Regions from separate parts of the Mus musculus genome. Here region 2 is linked to region 1. The links are chromatin loops, found by intact Hi-C in ENCODE. Cell type or tissue: left cerebral cortex. All regions are shown on one strand.

The links. A loop is a pair of places that touch in the nucleus more often than their neighbours do. Peaks named below come from ENCODE experiments on the same cell type or tissue, not always from the same donor. Only the 100,000 strongest peaks of a DNase experiment are listed, where the experiment ranks them.
Region 2: it touches region 1 in a loop (2.2-fold over the local background); 1 of 42 quality-filtered maps calls a loop at or near these places.

Annotation. Positions count from the first base shown.
Region 1 is chr2:32,502,849-32,507,848 of GRCm38, forward strand. No RefSeq gene overlaps it. Among named protein-coding and RNA genes, the nearest start is that of Fam102a, 30 kb to the right of the region's middle. In left cerebral cortex, CTCF peaks have their summits at 1,440 (motif pointing right) and 2,868 (motif pointing right); no DNase peak of the experiment used is centred here.
Region 2 is chr2:32,652,851-32,657,850 of GRCm38, forward strand. It overlaps Eng (endoglin), which reads left to right. Exons shown (of 15, transcript NM_007932.2): 2 at 4,666-4,820. Among named protein-coding and RNA genes, the nearest start is that of Mir1954, 3.0 kb to the left of the region's middle. In left cerebral cortex, no CTCF peak of the experiment used is centred here; no DNase peak of the experiment used is centred here; H3K27ac peaks cover 1,825 bases.

The DNA.
Region 1 (5,000 bases):
TAAGCTGTGTGTCACCACACCGGCCGTTTTTTCTTTTTCTTTTTGGGGGTGTGCCTGGCATAGAACCCAGAGTGTGAGTCACCCAGGTCAAGCATAGGCTTTATTATTGGACCACTTCGCTGCCCTCGGCTCTTAACAAACTTACTAGTTTGCAATAGCATTAGGTTTACAGAAGTATTGTTTGGCTGGTTACAGAGTTTGCGCGGTTTTCTGTCTAGTGTTCCTCGTGTCAATCTCCTTAATCAACTGTGGTCTGTTTGTCCAGAAACACTGGTTTTGGTTATGACTGCTGGCCAAGCCCAGCCTTGATGCAGACTTCACCCACTGGTACGCTCAGGCCCTGCCCCGGGATCCGAGTGCGTGAAGTGACTGTGTTGCTGCTTCTCGACTCCTTCTAGCCACAGGTTTTCAGACTTGAGTTTCGAGGCTTGCCAGCCAGGTGTTTTGTAGATATCTGTCCGTCTGTCTGTCTGTCGGCCTGTCTGTTTATCTATCTTATATATTTTTCTCCTGATTGCCTTGGAAGCTTTCTCATTCCATTCGATCAAAGGCACAGGATCACCACATGGCACGCAGAATAAACCAGGGCTGTTTAAGGTGTGTTGCTGGCTGTTTCTCCTCACACAATAGAGTCCTCTCCCTCCTCCGCCTTCCCCCTTTCCTTCCCTCCTTCCCTTTCTTCTCTCTCTGAGTCTCTACTTCTTGTTTCATGGTGTGGGAAGTGGGGCAGGGCCTCACTATGTAGCCCAAGCTGGCCTTCCTCCTGCCTGGGTCTTCCTGGTGCTGGATTCTTTGGCCCACCATGCCCAGCTTAGAAATTTTGATGTTTTTTTAGCTCTGGGGAGCAAACTTGGGCTCTCTCCCTCTGAACTTCATTCGGTCCAGTCAGCTCCTCACACTTTAGAAGTGAGTCACTGAGTCAAACGCCCATTCAAGGGGCAGTGGCTTGAGCTACTTCCTGCAGAAAGAACCATAAATTATTTGAATTCTCCTCAGAAGACAGAAGGCCCTTTCTTCCAGTCTGCTTGTTTTCTCAGCCATTGACTTCTGCGGTGTGGATGCAGCACACATTCTTATTTCATTTAGACTCTGTTGTTTCCCTGAGCTGGGGCTGGAAACCAGGGCCTCTCAAGATGGGCAGCTCTGTACCTGCAAGCTTTCCCAGCTCTGAATTTTACCCTGAAAATCTTAATCCATAGCTATTTCTTCTGATGCTCCAATGGTTTTGTTTTTGGATTTGAGAGCCCCTTCAGGTGGCTCCTGGTTCCTTGGACATGGGGCAGTCCCTTCCTTTTGTTTTTTTATCTTTTTTTTTTTTTGTGCCACCACGCCCAGCGACAGGTAGCTTGCTTGCTTTCTTTCTTTCTTTCTTTCTTTCTTTCTTTTTAAAGATTTATTTATTTATTATATGTAAGTACACTGTAGCTGTCTTCAGATACTCCAGAAGAGGGCGTTAGATCTTGTTTTTTTTTTTTTTTTTTTTTTTTTTTTAAAGATTTATTTATTTATTATATGTAAGTACACTGTAGCTGTCTTCAGACACTCCAGAAGAGGGAGTCAGATCTTGTTACGGATGGTTGTGAGCCACCATGTGGTTGCTGGGATTTGAACTCCGGACCTTCGGAGGAGCAGTCGGGTGCTCTTACCCACTGAACCATCTCACCAGCCCTTGTTTTTTTTTTTATCTTAATTCTGTGCATGCACATATACCATGGTTCATAGGAGGTCAGAGGACAATGGTAGGTGTTGGTCCTTGCCTTCCTCCTTGTGTGAGTTAGGGTTTCTTGCCGTTCACCACTGCATACACAGGCTAGCTGTTCCACAAGCTTTGGGGGATTCTCCTGTCTCCTGGGGATTGACCTATGTCCCGCCATAGGAGAGCTGCCAACCTCATACACAGGTTTGTTTGTTTGTTTTTAAAGATTCATTTATTTATTATATGTAAGTACATTGTGGCTGTCTTCAGACATACCAGAAGAGGGCACTGGATTCCATTACAGATGGTTGTGAGCTACCATGTGGTTGCTGGGAATTGAACTCAGGACCTCTGGAAGAGCAGCCAGTGCTCTTAAGTGCTGAGCCATCTCTCCAGCCCCACATAGTTTCTTTTCTTTTCTTTTTTTTTTTTTTCCTATGAGGTGTGTATAGGATGTCTGGGAGTTTTCTTCAAACTTTCTTCTGGATGTATTTTGTCTGGATCAGCTGGCCAGTCAGCTGATCACAGGAACTCTCTAGAAGGACCAATCTGGCTTTGGCTTTTGCTCTCCAAGTGCTAGGTTTTACAGGAATGCCCCACTACATCATGCTTTTTAGTTTTATTGATAATGATACTTAAGGACCTTACAGAATGGTGGAACGCATAAAATAGGGTTTACTGTGCCTAGACTGGAGATCTGAGGAAAACTAACTAGGTTCTTTTACCGAGAGTTAGTCCTGGGAAGTCGCAGAAAAGTTGGATTTTTTTTTTTTTTTTCTGGAGCTGAGGACCGAACCCAGGGCCTTGGGCTTGCTAGGCAAGCGCTCTACCACTGAGCTAAATCCCCAACCCCCCCCCCATAGTTTCTTTCTTTCTTTTTTTTAAAATAAAAGTTTTTATTAAAATGTGCATTACTGGCCAGGTGGTGGTGGTGGTGCATGCCTTTAATCCCAGGACTTGGGAGGCAGAGGCAGGCAGATTTCTGAGTTCAAGGCCAGCCTGGTCTACAGAGTGAATTCCAGGACAGCCAGGGCTATACAGAGAAACACTGTCTCAGAAAAAAAAAACAAAAAACAAAAAACCAAGAACAAAAACAAAACAAAACAAAACAACAAAAATGGGTATTACCACCTATACATGTGTATGCATCACATACATGTAATACCCTCAGAGGCCAGAAGAGGGCATCCAGTCTCCTAGGACTGAAGTTATGGACAATTGTGAGCTGCCATGTGGGTGCTTGGAATCTAACACAGGTCCCTCGGGAGCAGCCAGTGCTCTTGACCGCTGAGCCATCTCTCCATCCCCCATGTACTGTTTCTTAATACAGGACAACCTTACTATACACATTGTGCCTCACTGCTACTGCTGTGGCCCCCAGGTCTTGCCTCTAGCATCTACATTCCGCAATAGGTGCTTGGGATAGGATCAAGATGGGATTTATCGCAATAGGATAAATCAGGAACCGCATCATATGGCCAGTCTTGGCCAATGGGACCTTAGTAGACATGCCATAAACACAGGCACATATATACAAATATATGTTTGTGTGTATGTGTATAGAGATAGAGATAGAGACAGAATTTGTTTTTAGGCAAGATCTTGTCTATCCTGGAAATTGCTATGTAGACCAGGTTGGCCTCCAACTCAGACCTTTGCCTTCCTCTGCCTCCCTAAGGCTGGGATTAAAGGCGTGCTCATACCCAGAGGTCTTCTGACCTCCATATTCATAGCCTGGCCCATGTTCACCCCTCACACATGCATACACACAGAGAAACACACATATACTGTCCACATACATAGAAATACATATTTTTAATCTATAATATAGACACATAAATGTATTTGTGTATGTATTTTTTAATACAGACTAGGGGCTGGGAAGATGGCTCAGTCAGTAAAGAGTTACCACACAAGCATGAGGACCTGAGTTCAAATCCCTAGAACCCAGGAAAAAGTTAGAGCCTATGATTCCAGTCTTGGAGGAGGACAAGGAGGTCAGAGGTGGCCACGTTGGCCAGTCAGCCAAGCAGAGTCCATGAGCTTCAGGTTCAATGAGAAACCCTATCTCACAAAATAATGACAACAGTAAGACCAGAAGTTCACCTCTGACCTCTACCTGTTCACATATATGTAAATGTACACACACATACAATGTAAAGATACATTGTCACAAACACCCTCCTATGTCACTTCATCCTAATCCACTTGGCTTGTTAATCTCTTTACTATTCTGTTCTGCTGGGGTTGTAACCCACACACACCAGGAAGTGTTTTTACTAGATTAGCTGAGTGACGTCACTACTGCCCATTCTCCAGTGTGAGTGAGGCACCAGAGTTCAACTGTCCCCAGATGATGGACAGTGGGTGGGTCCTGTCGTGCTGCCCTGGTGAGCAGTCATCCTCTCTGTAATTACCAGTATCTGCTATGCTAGTGTTTCTTTAGAGCAGATCACTAGAACATTCGTGGCTCACAGCGCCGTACTTTGGAAGCTCTGACACACATCGACAAATTACCTTCCCAAATAGCACCAAATAGTTTCCACTCCTACCCACTGTGAGCACGTAGGCTCGGTCCTCGACCTTTGTCTACACCCAGTGTTGCCCATCTGGAAAAGCCGTCTCTGTAGCAACACTGGCCACAGTGAGCATGTGAATTTCAATATGGTTAGGGGTGGGAGAGGTGGAGGCCAGACGTGGGAATGTCTGCTGGGCCACAGGACGCAGGGTCTCCGCCCTCCACTCCACCCGTGGGTTCCTTCCTCTTCTGGGCAGCTGCGCTCAGCACATCCTCTTGAAGGCACACTTCCCTAGGGGACCTGTCTCGTGGATTGACCCAAGTGCCTCTGGCCCTGACCCCCTTCTCGCATCTCTGAGAGCATGGGGCCATTGCCTCCTTCGAGATGGAAGCCTTCCAAGTTTCTCCAGTATCTCTGGACGAAAGTGTCATCTTGTCTGAGCTGGTTTGAGAAACTGTGGGTGGGAGGAACGTCCCAGCTCAGGGAGTGCTCACCTCCCTGAAAGTCCTTGGGGGTTCAGTCCCCCAGCACGGCAAAGAATGGATGTCACACTTGGAATCTGACCACTCAGCAGGCAGAAGTAAATACATCGGATGGTCAAGGTCATCCTTGGCTGCATAGCAAATTTAGGGGCCAGTCTTGGCTAGATGACCCCAAAGGAGAGACAGAAAGAAACTGAACAAGAAACACTACCAACCCCGGAGACTCTGTCAGTGACTCCTTCACTAAAAACATGCATTCCTTTGGCAAATATTTACCATCTTGTCCTAAGCTCAGCCCTAAGG
Region 2 (5,000 bases), 150 kb after region 1:
GCACGCATACACCCTTACACACTTACCCACACACACATGAGAAACAAAACTGCCCAAACCATCAAAACAGATAAAGGCAGTGAAGTACCACCTGACTCTAAGACATCGGGGAGAGGGGGGGCCCACAGACCTAAGGAAGTACCTCTCCCCTCTCCCCTTCCTCTTTCTCTCCCTTTTGTTTTGGTGGTGGTCGTCGTGGTTTGGGTTTTGTTGTTTTTGTTGTTTGCTTGTTTGTTTTGGCTTTTTTGAGATAAGGTTTCTCTGTGCAGCCCTGGTTGTCCTTGAACTCACCCTATAGACCAGGCTGTCCTTGAATTTAGAGAGATCCATCTGCCTTTGCCTTCCGAGTGCTGAGATTGAAGCTGAGTGCTGTCTCCCCGTTGCTACCACCAGCAGGAGGCTAGGAGGCACCTGCTTCAAGAAGAGGCCACAGTGGGTTTTTTTGTTTGATTATTTTTGTTTTTGTGTTTCTTTTTGTTTTTTGAGACAGAGTTTCTTTATGTAGCCCTGGCTGTCCTGGAACTCATTCTGTAGACCAGGCTGGCCTGGAACTTAGAAATCTGCCTGCCTCTGCCTCCCGAGTGCTGGGACTAAAGGCGTGCGCCACCACACCCGGCCAACAGTGGTTTTGACAGTTGAGACAAGTTGGTCAGGCTATCAATAAAATGTGGTCACTAGGGTCTAGACAGGTGACTCTGCAGTAGCCAGCACTTGCCATTCTTGTAGGGGACCCAGATTTGGTTCCCAGAGCCCACATGGCAGCTTACAACTGTCCATAGCTCCAGTTCCAGTGGTCCTGATGCCCCTTTTTGCCCTCTGAGGGGCACTGCCAGCACATGGCACACAAACACACATGCAGGTACACACTTATGCACATGACACTAAAATAAATACATCTAAGAGGACAGCCGTTGGCCTGAGAAGGGGCAGAGGCAGGCAGGGTGTGTTTGGAGGAAATGTTCACCTCTGACTGGAAGGACACAGTCCCCACAGCAGTTCCTGAGCCATCTCCATTCATTAGCGGATGGCTTAGCGCTGTGCATGTGACCAGCTCTCTGAAGGTGACAGAGGGTTTTTACCACCTCAGTGTAGGGATCATAATTGGGAGGCATAAAAAGGAGCCTGGCCGGCGGCTGCGGCACAGTTAGGATAGGAATTTGTGGAATGTGTCAACCTCGCCATCCTTTGACCTCACTTTAGACCACAGCTTGTGAATTTGACTCAGTGGCTGTTGGGAAATTCTGGGAAAGGCATACAAGCGGGGATCTGTGTCTTGCTGGTGGCCTGGCTGGGAGATGGGACAGCTATGAGGTTGTGATTGGACTCTGAAGAGAGTAGAGGGTGCCTGAGTCGGGTGACTGAAGAAGACTTTGGTCTGAAAGTGCCCTCCTCGGTGTCGCAGACACTCATAGCACCCATGGGAACCACGGAGATGAGCATCAGAACTGACTTACAGAAAGCACACGCTGGGGCTAGAACTAGACCCTCAGAGTTCACGACCAGGGCCTGTTGCTGAAAGTCTGGGTCTCCTAGGGAAATTCTTTAGCCTCCCTAACTACCCATGAGATGGGCATAAGAACCCCCCCCCCACTGCCCTCCAAAGGCTGCTGTAAGGATCCAAGGAATGTAGTCATACAAAGCTTCCAGACAGGGATCGTGATGGGACTTACTGTGTGGTTATTATGCCTACCAATAAGGAGAGCGAGGCCTTTATGACCAGGCCATCGGGCCCCAGAGCAACTTGATGACCTCCGGGAGCTATTTGGGGTGGAATGGGGACTGGCTGTGTAAGGCCTGTGATTGTGGGGTGAAGGAGGAGGAGGAGTAGGAGGATGGTCCAGACGTTTCCTCGGGAGGTCAGGGTCACCCAGTTCTCCAAAGGTGACTTGTAGGCCCCCAGCGGCCCTTCCTCCAACAGTTCCCTGGAGGCCCCGGGCAGTTCCCTTGGTACCAGGGGATTGTTTTCAGCTGGCCTGGGCCCGCCTTGGGCTGCTGGAGACAGGCTCAGGCGTCACACTCCCTCCTGTCTCCCCATTCTCGTCTGTGGGGTGGGGGCAACCAGTATTCGAAAAGGCCCCAAAATAAATGGGCCTCTTATCTGATCTCCCAGCCTGGCCTGTTATCTGATCATTACATAATGGCCAGGCCCGCGGCCTCTCCTGCTGGCGCTGGCTGACGGCATGGAGGAGGCGGCCCCAAATGCCAGAGGAACTGGGGTTCCTGGAAGTCTGGGGAGGGGGGGTCAGGAAAAGTCCGAAGATCTGTAGGCCAGATGGTGGGCCATGTGGAGGGAGTAGTCGGAGACCCAGAGGGCAGCCATACGCATGTATGACCTTGATGTGAGTGTCCTGTCTCTTGAGGTTGCAGCCTCCCCTTCTAGGTAGGAGTGGGGACAGACCAGATGGGAGACTGACAAGAGGAAATGGTGCCAACCCTTAGTCTGTTGGGGTGAGGGAAACCTCAAAATTAGTCCTGTCCTCAGCTTCACCCCCACCCTTAAATGCAGACAAGAAAACTACAGAAATGAAACTACCACATGCCCTGTCTCACAAATGGCTCCCAACAACCTCCAGGGCCGGGTGCTTTCTCTTCCTATTGCCATTGTAGAGATCAGGAAACTAAAGCCCAAAGTCCTGAAATCATTCCCTCAAACCACACAGCTAGTCAGAACTAGTTGGGCCTGGGATACTGGGCCTGGCTCCCAGGGACTTGCTTTGAACCAAACTCCCGTATTGCTCAAACACACAGATGTCTCTTGCAAGTTGCTACTGCGACTAGAGTAATGGCTGCTAAGTTTGGGCTCTTACAGCAGCAGTAGATACCTGCTCCTATTCTCCTCCCAAGATGGAGATATCTGAGGGAGGGTGTTGGTGGGGTGTAAGGTAGCCATCTTACCTCCTTCTCTGACCTCAGTGGCTTTGGGCCCAACAAGCTAGCTACAAAGGTGGGGGAGAAGGCTGGCCAGGCCACAGGCGCCTGGGGTTCAGGAAGAGCCGGCCTGCCCCCCATCCTCAGCACTGGCGTCAGCTGGACGTGAAGCCTGGCCCTCCTCGCCCATCTTTGATCTCCAAGAAAACAGGAAGTGAACACGACAAGATGGAGACATAAACTTCCAAACAGCCTCCCCTTCTCTGTCCCTCCTCCACAGCCCCCCTTCCCCTCAGCACATTCCTTAGGACGAGGTGTAGGGGCCTCATTTCCTCTTCCTCCTCTGCTGGGTCAGGGTGAAATTCCATTCCTCTCCCTTGGGACCCGTGTTTCCGGGCCGCCCTGCAGCCGACTGTGAGGCCTGCTCTACATCACCGCCTTTAACCTGGGCTGCTCCCCCTGAGGCAGGAAATTCCCTCCTCAGAAACGGCCTCTCAGGAATGGACACCTTGAGGTCTGAAGAGGGAAAACCGTTTTTCCTCCTCAACGCCACCCGGTACACACACTCCTTCCTTTGGATTGAACTGGCCTTAAGACTTGGGGTCCACCATGGGCCCTACCCCTTGGGTCACCCTGCCAGCAATAGATAGCTGGGCACGGTGGCACTTGCCTTTAATCCCAGCACTGGGGAGGCAGAGACAGGCCATCTCTGTGAGTTCAAGGCCAGCCTGGTCTACAGAATGAGTTCTAGGCCAACTGAGATTACACAGTGAGATCTTGTCTCAAAAATACAAAAAGAACAAAAAACAAACAAATACTTCTGAAAATTAGCTAAAATTTCATTTCAGGCAAACTGTTTTTGCAATATAAGTATATAATTATATATTTAAAATTATACCTTGAAAAAGGATTCCCGTTTATCTGAAATTCAGACTTATTGGTACCCTGGCTCTTACCTTCCTTCCAACATTATACCTACTAACACTATGATCCTAGGAGAGACTTTCTCCGGCTGTGTCTCAGTTTGCCCATCTGTGGAGAGTATGAAATGATATCTACCATGTAAGGTAGCTATGAAGATGTCATACGCCTTGAGCTCTGGGCTCATACGTGTACCTGGGAAATGTTCAGAAAGTGAACGTGGTTGTATCCAGGCGTGGTGGGGAATCCTAGCATTAGGGAGGCAGAGGCTGGAAGACCTGAAGGTCAAAACCATCCCTGGCTACATTGAAGCCAGCCTGGGCTACCACAGCTCTGCCTCCAAATAACAACAACAACAACAACAACAATAACACAACAATAATTCTTTTTTTTTTTTTTTTTTTTTTTGGTTTTTCGAGACAGGGTTTTTCTGTAGCCCTGGCTGTCCTGGAACTCACTCTGTAGACCAGGCTGGCCTCGAACTCAGAAATCCGCCTGCCTCTGCCTCCCAAGTGCTGGGATTAAAGGCGTGCACCACCACGCCCGGCTAGCAACAATAATTTTTTTTAAGATTTATTTATTATTACATCTAAGCACACTGTAGCTGTCTTCAGACACAGGTGTTAGATCTCACTAAGGATGGTTGTGAGCCACCATGTGGTTGCTGGGATTTGAACTCATGACCTTTGAAAGAACAGTCAGTAATCTTACCCACTGAGCCATCTCTCCAGCCCCGCAACAATAATTCTTAAAGAGACTAGGAATACAATTAGTACTCTTCCCTCCCAGTGCCAGGGACTGCCTTGCCCACACTAGACAAACATTCCTGCCCCATCCTCCTCTGACCTAACCTGCTTTCCCACTATGCTTTCCCAGCAGGTCTCGCAGAAAGAGTCGGCTGTGATCTACAGCCTGTGGACCCCACAAGGGGTGAGGTGACGTTTACCACCAGCCAGGTCTCCGAGGGCTGTGTAGCTCAGGCTGCCAATGCTGTGCGTGAAGTCCACGTTCTCTTCCTGGATTTTCCCGGAGTGAGTACCTCAGGCAGGTTTGGCGGGGTCCCTTAAGAATCGGAGTAGACTGGGTGAAGGGTGACTTCTTACAGCTTTACTAGCACCTCAGCCATGGGGCTGATGGGGCAAGTCCTGGGAGGGCCCTTAAGAGGTAGAAGGTATGATTTTCTGGAACACATCACAAGAGCCAGCTGGAGG